Regions from separate parts of the Homo sapiens genome. Here all the other regions are linked to region 3. Evidence: chromatin contacts called from ENCODE Hi-C or POLR2A ChIA-PET data. All regions are on one chromosome and are shown on one strand. The core of a region is the stretch at or near the end of the contact, and the rest is flanking DNA. Distances in the headings are between cores, read along the strand shown.

Region 1 (2,911 bases), core at 31-2,530, 460 kb after region 3:
ACAGAACACAAACTTTTTTTTCAAATGCACATAGATCATTCACCATAAAACATGTCAACAAATGAAAAGATTGAAATCATATAAGATATGTTCTCTCACTATAAAGTTAGAAATTAATTACATTAAGATATCTGTAAAATGTCCTTAAATATTTGGAAATTAAACAATAAACTTCTAAATAACATATGGGTAAAACAAGAAATCACAAAGGAAATTAGAAAATATTTTGGACTAATAAAAATGAAAACATGACATATCAAAATTTGGTGCTCTAACCAAAGCAGTGCTTAAAGTTGAATTTATAGCTTTAAATGCTTGTGTTAGCAGACTAAAGGTTGAAAACAAATGATCTAAACTTCCACTTTGAAAATCTAGAAAAAGAACAAATTAAGCTCAAAAAGGATGTATTAAACAGCAAAAATCAACGAAATAGAAAATGAACAAACCATAGAGAAAAGTCAAGAAATTCACAAGTTAGGTCATTGAAAATATTGATAAAATTGATAAACTCCTAGATTACTAGAGAGACAGAATATAAATGACCAGTAACAGGAATGAAAGATAACACATTGCCACAGACCCTGTAGGTATTAAAAGGAGAATTAGGGAATATTCTGAACAACTTTATGCCAATAAACTTGACAGTAGAGGGAATGGACAAATTTCTAGGGCGTTCAATACTCCTCTCTCAGCAACAGAATGTGTAGACAGAAAATCAGCAAGGATGCAAAAGACAAACACAACATATCAACCAACATGACCTAGTTGGCATTAATAGGATGCTCCCACCCACCCAGAACACATACTTTTTTTTTCAAATGTACTTAGATCATTCACTATAAAACATGTCAATAAATTCAAAAGATTTAAATCATTTAAGGTTTAAATCTTCTGAGATTTAAAAGACACAAATTACCAGAACTGACACAAGAAGAAATAGAAACTCTGAAAGGACATCTGATTTTTAAAAAAAATGGCAATCATAATTGAAAACCTCCCCCACTGAAAGAATAGGTTGTTTGGTTCTGGGAAGGATGAGTCATCAGCTTTTACTGAAGAACAGTCTGGAAAGATTGAATGCAATTGGGGCAATGGTGAGAACAGTCACTGTCATGAACCATTTCTACAGCATCTACCACAGCCACGACACCTGGTGATTTACTGACCATTTCTTACAACCCTGAGTCATAGACGAGGTAAGTGGCTGAGTGTTTCAGTGCCTTGCCAAAGTCACACAGGAAGTGGCAGAACTGTCTTCACACCTCACGTCAGGGAAGGTACTCAGAGCCTGGCTCCCTCATCTCCTTTTCTCTCTCACGCATGAGTGTTTGGTGCAAAAGACAAAGGCTCGTATGAGAAGAGAGGAAACTGTGGAACCCACTGAAATCTTTCAACACTGCCCTTGGTGGGATTCCCTCCTGTTGTCTAGACTCTTCTGCAACATGAGCTCCTCGAGATAAGGAACTGCATTTTAAATAATACTAAAATAAATACAAAACCAAAAATAGGCATATACATGGATATGATAACCATAGACTTTGTTCTCCAAACCAAAAACCCTTTGCTGGCTGAGAGAGTGCGGTGTTGGTAGTAACCTCAGGCAGGGACCTGAGAACCAAGGATAAGCAGCCCACCTAGGGCAGCGGTGGATGGCAACCCCACCCTCCAGGAGCTTAACGTAATACCCCTCTTATTCACAGCCCCCCAGAGTTGCCTGACTGCACTTCACAAGCATCCATTCCCTTGGGCCTCTCATCCTCCCAGGGAAGCAGGTGGGCACTATTGTGATTATTATTTTATTTATTTATTGGTCACAGTGCAGTGGTCCGATCTTGGCTCACTGCAACCTCTGCCTCCCAGGTTCAAGCAATTCTCCAGCCTCAGCCTCCCGAGTAGATGGGACTACAGGCATGCACCACCACACCCAGCTAATTTTTATATTTTTAGTAGAGAAGGGGTTTCACCATGTTGGCCAGGCTGGTCTGGAACTCCTGACCGCAGGTGATCTGCCTGCCTCAGCCTCCCAAAGTGCTGGGATGACAGACGTGAGCCACCGCGCCCAGCCTGGACATTATTATTATTCCCATTTCACCAGAGACGAAAACAAGACCAAACAGGTTGTTGATTTTCTTGAGATCAGAGAGCAGGGACCCATTCCAGGTTCCTCATGGCACAGTGCACTCTTTCTGTGAAAGCTTTTACCTCTCCTGTGATTTTCGGAAAAATTGGAAAAGCCAAACACAAAATGAAAGCTCACAACACCTTTTTGTTTCCCTTTTTGCTTCAGGTGCCAGGAAGTCCAGAACAAAACCTTAGGATGGTTTGGAGCACGATGATCCCTGCAACCTCTGTGATAACCTGCTAGTTCCATTCCCACTGTTCTGGTTTTTGTGTGTGTGTGTGTGCCTCTGCGATAACCTGCTAGCTCCATTTCCACTGTTCTGTTTTTCTCGTGCCTCTGCGATCACCTGCTAGTTCTATTTACACTATTCTGTTTTTCTTGTGCCTCTGCGATAAACTGCTAGTTCTGTTTCCAATGTTCTGTTTTTTTCTTGCATTTCCCAAACCCCTTTTGGAAGCAGATGGGTACAAGCTATAAATAACTTATTTAAAGGAATCAATCTGTGTGCACAGGTGGGCCTCGGCATCTGCTAACCTGTCCGACGCTCAGTCTGCTAGAAGTGCTGCCTGGGGGTCCCCAGCCACCGCCCCGTCTCTTGTCATCTCTAGGCGCCTGCTTCTGAGGGAGCCCCACCCTCCCTTGCAGCTCCATCCTTGCTGAGCCCACCCCAGGCAGCGGATGACTGGGTGTGTATCTGGTACAGAAATGAGGCCCTAGCTTAGGAGCCAGGCATCCTGAACTTAAATTCCTGTTCTGCCCCTTAATGTGTGATGCTAGAGGTGCCTCCTC
Region 2 (2,949 bases), core at 420-2,919, 270 kb before region 3:
TTTTTTTTTTGAGATGGAGTCTTGCTCTGTCGCCCAGGCTGGAGTGCAGTGGTGCGATCTCGGCCCACTGCAACCTCCACCTCCCGGGTTCAGGCAGTTCTCCTGCCTTAGCTTCCCAAGTTGCTGGGATTACAGGCACGTGCCACCATACCCGGCTAATTGTTTTGTATGTTTTTTAGTAGAGATAGGGTTTCACCATGTTGGCCAGGCTGTTTTCGAACTCCTGACCTCAAGTGATCCACCCGCCTTGGCCTCCCAAAGTGCTGGGATTACAGGCGTGAGCCGCTGGTGCCCGGCCCAGACAAAGGAATTTAAAGATGAGCATTGGAAACCCTGAATGTCAAAAGTAAAGGTGAAATGGCACTGCAAACCAGTGTTGTCCTTTTATAGGATTTTAATGAACGTCTCGTGTATAAAATAGTGGTTTTCAGGCTGGGCGTGGTGGCTCATGCCTGTAATCCCAACACTTTGGGAGGCCGAGGCGGGCAGATCATGAGGTCAAGAGATCGAGACCAGCCTGGCCAACATGGTGAAACCTGGTCTCTACTAAAAATACAAAAATTAGCCAGGCGTGGTGGCGCACGCCTGTAATCCCAGCTACTTGGGAGGCTGAGGCAGGAGAATCGCTTGAACCAGGGAGGCAAAGGTTGCAGTGAGCCGAGACTGCACCACTGCACTCCAGCCTGGGCAACAGAGCGAGACTCCACCTCAAAAAAAAAAAAAAATAAATAAATAATGGTTTTCAACTTCAGGCTTCACATTAGAATCAACTGAGAAGCTTTTGAAACTATAGATTCCTGGCCCCTTTCCAGATAAATTAAGTCAGAATCTGGGAGCAGCCCCTGAGGATCCAGGGTGCACGTATTTCCAGTTATTTCCTCTGAGGAACTTTGTCCCTGGTGCCAAGTTTTTAAAGAAAACATGGAGTTTGAGCTTAGGAGAGGGCAGCGTGGTTCCCACCCAGCATGCTGAGCAGGGACGACAGTCCTTGGAGCAGGCTGGTTATAAACATGGGAGGCTCTCATCTCCTCGGGGGCAGAGATGGACACGGTCACGCAGCACCAATAGTGTGTCTGGCTTGTCCAGTTGGTGTGCATTTTTGGTGGGAACGCCATTCCTGGCAGAGGCCTAGAGATGGGCTGTTTCACTGCCCGGGACCAAACCAGCCCTACCCCTGGGAGGCAGTTTTGTTCCTGCAATTCTGCTTCCAGACATTTAGCTCAAGGAAGCAGTCAGATGGCAGGAAGGTCTGCACATAGGCTCTTCCCTGGAGCACTGTGCACAGCCATGATCGCTGAGGGGCTCTGCACCCTTCCAGGGGCTGGACTGAGGTCCCCTGAACGTGGGGTTGTGTGTTGTGCCCTCCCAGGGGCTGGACTGAGGTCCCCTGAACGTGGGGTTGTGTGTTGTGCCCTCCCAAGGGCTGGACTGAGGTCCCCTAAACGTGGGGTTGTGTGTTGTGCCCTCCCAGGGGCTGGACTGAGGTCCCCTGAACGTGGGGTCGTGTATTGCGCCCTCCCAGGGGCTGGACTGAGGTCCTCTGAATGTGGGGTTGTGTGTGTGGGCTGTTGATGGTCTGTTTCCACCTGAGCATTTGCTCAGCCACTCACAGTGAAACTTGCGCAATGAAGAAACGGCCGGGTCACTCTCTGTTTCAGTTTCAGTTCCTCATGTTCAGATTGTTCTCAGAGGCCCGACAGCCTCTTTCTGAGGAGGACGTAGCCAGCCTTTCCTGGAGACCCTTGCACCTTCCTTCTGCAGACTGGCAGAGAGCTGCCCTCTCTCTCTGGACACACAGAACCTTCCGAGAGGTGTTGAAAGAGGAAGATGTTCACGTAGGTGACCGTTCCTTCTCCTGCATCATGCCACGTCCTGAGTCTAGGGTTTGTGTGTGCTCCTCGGGCAAGAACAGCAGCACGTAGGTGACCGTTCCTTCCCCTGCATCATGCCACGTCCCGAGTCTAGGGTGTGTGTGTGCCGACTGTCTCCTCGTCTCGAGTCTAGGGTGCGTGTGCCGACTGTCTCCTCAGAGGCAAGAACAGCAGCACTTAGATGGTTTGATTGGAATCTTGACTAAAATCGTTGTGGCCTCATGTGCAGCTCTTAAGAAATTATACAGATACTGGGCACGGTGCTCACACCTGTGATCCCAGCACTGTGGGAGGCCAAGGCGGGTTGATCACCTGAACTCAGGAGTTCAAGACCAGCCCGGGCAACATAGTGAAACCCCATCTCTACAAAGAATGCAAAAATTAGCTGGGCACAGTTGTGTGCACCTTTGGTTCCAGCTACTTGGGAGGCTGAGGCAAGAGAAATCACTTGAGCCCAGGAGGTGGAGGTTGCAGTGAGCCAAGATCACGCCACTCTATTCCAGCCAGGATGACACAGCAAGACCCTGTCTCAAAAAAATATATTAATAAATACAGAGAAACCCTGCTATACTTTCTCAGTTTCTCCCAACACGAACTTCTTTTTTTATTTTTACTGATATATTTTTTGAGACAACGTCTCGCTGTGCTCAGTGGTGCAGTCTTGGCTCACTGCAGCCTCTGCCTCCTGGGTTCAAGCAATTCTCATGCCTCAGCCTCTCCAGTAGCTGGGACTACAGGCGCCTGCCACCACGCCCGACTAATTTTGGTATCTTTAGTACAGACGGGGTTTCACCATGTTGTCCAGGCTGGTCTTAAACTCCTGGCCTCAAATTACCCACACGCCTTGGCCTCCCAAAATGCTGGAATTACAGGCGTGAGCCATTGCGCCCGAGAACTTGTTTTTTGTTGTTGTTGTTGTTTTGTTTTTTTTTTCTGGTGGAGTCTTACTCTGGGGCACAGTGGCGCAATCTTGGCTCACTGCAGCCTCTGCCTCTCTGGTTCAAGTGATTCTCCTGCCTCAGCCTCCCAAGTAGCTGGGACTACAGGCGCGCACCACCACGCCTGGCTAAGTTTTGTA
Region 3 (2,944 bases), core at 318-2,817:
ATACGTGCCAAGCACCGTGCTACAGCCTCCACAGCCCCTTCATTTAATCTTCCCGATGGGCCTATGAAATAGGTGCTCCTGGCCCGCACCGTGGCTCATGCCTCTAATCCCAGCACTTTGGGAAGCTGAGGAGGGAGGGTCGCTTGAGTCCAGGATTTCAAGACCAGCCTGGGAAACACACAGAGAGCCTATCTCTACGAAAATTTAAAAAATTAGCCGGGTGTGGTGATGCCTGACTGTGGTCCCACCTACTTAGTAGGCTAAGGTGGGAGGATCCTCTGAGCCCGGGAAGCTGAGGCTGCAGTTAGCACTGCACTCCAGCATGGGCGACAGAGTGAGACCCTGACTCAAAAAAAAAAAAAAAAAAGAATAGGTGCTACTTGTAGTTCCCATTTTACCCACCAAGAAACTGAAGATCTGAGAGACAAAGCCTACAGGGTGACCGCTAGTCACTGGTAGGGCTGGGATTTGAACAGGGGCGGTTTAACAACTGATCTCTCGACCATAATGCGTGTTGCCCAAGAAAAAAGACCGTCCTCACGGTCCTATCCACTCCGGACTTTGCAATTCCGTTATTTCGTAAATTGAGGCCTATAAATAGTTTGCTTACCCGTTGTCTTAGTCCCCAGTAACATGCAGAACTAAAGAAGAAACTGAAGGAGCACCGATTTTGTTCACCTTGCTTTTTGGTTTAGTTCTGGAGGAGAACACAGGTGCACTTAGAACAGGATCCACACTTACCAGAGGCTTGATTCATTTTAGCTGCAAAGAAAACCAGTCCTCGTCTACCTTTTTCGCGTGTTGGAGAACTAACTAGCAAGGCAGGGAATGCGGTTCGTGGGCGCTTGGCCTCCTCAAGCGGCTCAGGCTCTCAGAGCGCGAGGCCCAGGGGCTCTGGAGCCGCGGCCGCGACGCGCCCGAGGGCCGTTCTCTTCGACGGCAGAGCAAGAGTCACCGCGCGGGAGCCCCGAGCGACCGCCCCGCTGCCCCGGTACCCTCCCCTCGCAGCCGCCCAGAGCTCTTCATGCCCCGTGACGCCCGTTAGGGCAGCGCGGCCGGAGGCCGGGCCGGACGTGGCCCGAGATGTCCGGGGGCAGGCAGAAGACCACGGGCACGCGACAGGCAACCGCCGCCTCGGCTCTAGAGGTGGACGTTTTGTCTCCCTGCGCTTCAATACCAGATTTTGTTTCCAGACGACATCCCTGTTGCTTCCGGCACTTGGAAAGACCAATCGTCAGGCCCGAGAATGCAAGACCCACCCTCCTTTGCGACGGAGGCAGCCAATCCAGTTGCTCGCTACTTCCAGTGTCGCATGCGCCCTTACGCAGGACCCTGCCCAATCGTTACCGGGACGTCCTCCTAGTCCCGCCTCCGGACCGCCAGAGAGGCTGTCAATCCCGCCTCTCTCCTTCACTCCATTAGCGCACTAACTCACGGCGCTGTGACGTGCACAGCCCCTGCGGCCGGCCGGGGCGGGCCAATGGCGGTGGCGGATACGGCGGGCCAATGGGCGGGAGCGTCTCATGCGGCCGGCTCCCGCCGCAGCCGCCGCTGGGTCCTGGAGCCAGAGGCCGCCCTGAGACGGTGCGCGATGGACCGAGGGCCCCAGCCGGGGAGGCGCCGCCGCCGAGCCCGCGGCCAGACGCCCCATCAGTAGCGTCCGCACCGGGAGCCGCGGCTCTCGCCCGAGCCGTGGGCGCGCCCGAGGGGCGGGCTCGCCTCCCGCCGTCCCTCGCAGCTCTGCCGGGCCCGAGCCCGCGCCGCCGCCGCCGCCGCCTTGCCGCTCGGGCCGCGCGGCCCGGGAAACGCGGCCGCGGGCTGCATGGGCAGCGCCCGCGCCCCGCCGCTGAGCCGTCGCGGAGCCGCGCAGCCCTCGGAGCACGGTGAGAGGCGCCGCTGGTCTGGGGGCGGTGGTCGGGGCGGGCACGGGGCATTCGCGCGGCCTTGCGGCCTGCAGGCCTTCCCCGGCGACGGAGCTGCGCCGCGGGCCTCCGGGCGGGCCTGGGGGGTCGGGGCCGGGTGGGCGGGGGTCTTTGGGGGCCCGGGGCGATCGTGAGGGACCAATAATGGGTCCCGGAGCGGGCCTACGGGTCCGGGTTCGGGGCAGCCGGGGGTCTTTGGGGGCCCGGGGTGGCCGTGAGGGGCCCATAGGGGGCTCCGGGGGGGGCCTGGGAGGTCGGCGGAGCTTGGGTCGGCCGTAAGGGGCGGACGGGGGCTCCGGGCGGGCCTGGGTGGCCGGGGGCCCGCGGCGGCTCTGAGGGGCCGATTGGGGGCTCCGGGGCGGGCCTGGGGGCCGTGGGGGCCCGGGGCGGCCGTGAGAGGCGGACAGGGGGCTCCGGGGCGGGCCTCGGGGGCTCGGAGCGGCCGTGAGGGGCGGACGGGGGGCTTCGGGGCGGGCCTGCAGGTCTTGGGGACCTGAGGCTGCCGGGAGGGGCTGCCAGGGGGCGCTGGCCGGGCGCCGGGTTCTGCGGAGCTGGGGCGCCGACCTCTGACCCGCGAGAGGGGCGCCTTCGCCGTGCTGGTCGTAGTTGTTATTCTCAGCGTCCCTATTATTATCGCTGTTTTGAAATGAGAGCAGGCGGCTCTCGGGCTCCGAGCCGGAGGGGGAGGGCGAACTGGGGACCTGGGGGCGTCGGGGTTGCAGGAGGCGCGCGTAGGCCGAGGAGGGGCAGGAATGCGGGCAGCCGTGTGGGGGGTGTTAGGGGGAGGGTAGGCGGGCGGGTGTGGGGGGTGGCTGGGAGGAAAGCGGTGGCGGTGGCGGCTGCAACAGCAGCCCTTGGCCTCAAGGAACAATGTGAGACGTTGCCTGAAATGTTAATTTCCGTTCCTCATTTCATCATCCCCTGGCAGGGCGGTAGCTGTGTGTGTGGTGTATGTGTGTGCGCGCGCGCGCGCGCGCGCGTGTGTGTGTGTGTGTAGGGTTGGCCCTGCCACATTGATTCAG

Evidence for each region. A loop is a pair of places that touch in the nucleus more often than their neighbours do. ChIA-PET counts read pairs that join two places held with the same protein, here RNA polymerase II (POLR2A). Pooled maps may share reads with other maps.
Region 1: a loop to region 3 is called in a pooled map, with 8 times the contacts of the local background. The contact joins the enhancer-like site here to the promoter of ANKRD11 in region 3. A Hi-C loop is called at or near these places in 5 of 50 pooled maps. POLR2A ChIA-PET finds 5 or more read pairs at or near these places in 2 of 52 experiments (Caco-2 and activated T-cell).
Region 2: a pooled map shows a loop between it and region 3 (5-fold over the local background). The contact joins the enhancer-like site here to the promoter of ANKRD11 in region 3. A Hi-C loop is called at or near these places in 1 of 168 maps with a recorded cell type or tissue (heart right ventricle) and 3 of 50 pooled maps. POLR2A ChIA-PET finds 5 or more read pairs at or near these places in 2 of 52 experiments (B cell and OCI-LY7).

The regions. Positions count from the first base shown.
Region 1 is chr16:89,024,585-89,027,495 of GRCh38, reverse strand. No RefSeq gene overlaps it. Among named protein-coding and RNA genes, the nearest start is that of CBFA2T3, 49 kb to the right of the region's middle. RefSeq lists a silencer at 1,152-1,231. Within about 2 kb of position 1,280, at least 2 of the 41 ENCODE cell types and tissues checked have a DNase peak (open chromatin) inside an H3K27ac peak, as active enhancers do.
Region 2 is chr16:89,763,776-89,766,724 of GRCh38, reverse strand. It overlaps FANCA (FA complementation group A), which reads left to right. Exons shown (of 43, transcript NM_000135.4): 28 at 1,659-1,835. Among named protein-coding and RNA genes, the nearest start is that of ZNF276, 44 kb to the right of the region's middle. RefSeq lists enhancers at 1,416-1,485, 1,646-1,755. Within about 2 kb of position 1,669, at least 14 of the 41 ENCODE cell types and tissues checked have a DNase peak (open chromatin) inside an H3K27ac peak, as active enhancers do; they include B cell and OCI-LY7, where a contact is called at or near this core.
Region 3 is chr16:89,489,184-89,492,127 of GRCh38, reverse strand. ANKRD11 (ankyrin repeat domain containing 11) reads left to right here and starts at 1,567. Exons shown (of 13, transcript NM_013275.6): 1 at 1,567-1,883. It overlaps LOC101930112 (a long non-coding RNA gene), which reads right to left and starts at 1,158. Exons shown (of 2, transcript XR_933895.4): 1 at 742-1,158. RefSeq lists silencers at 848-897, 1,018-1,107, 1,308-1,787, 2,362-2,411, 2,492-2,601 and 1 more and enhancers at 1,993-2,507, 2,508-2,944.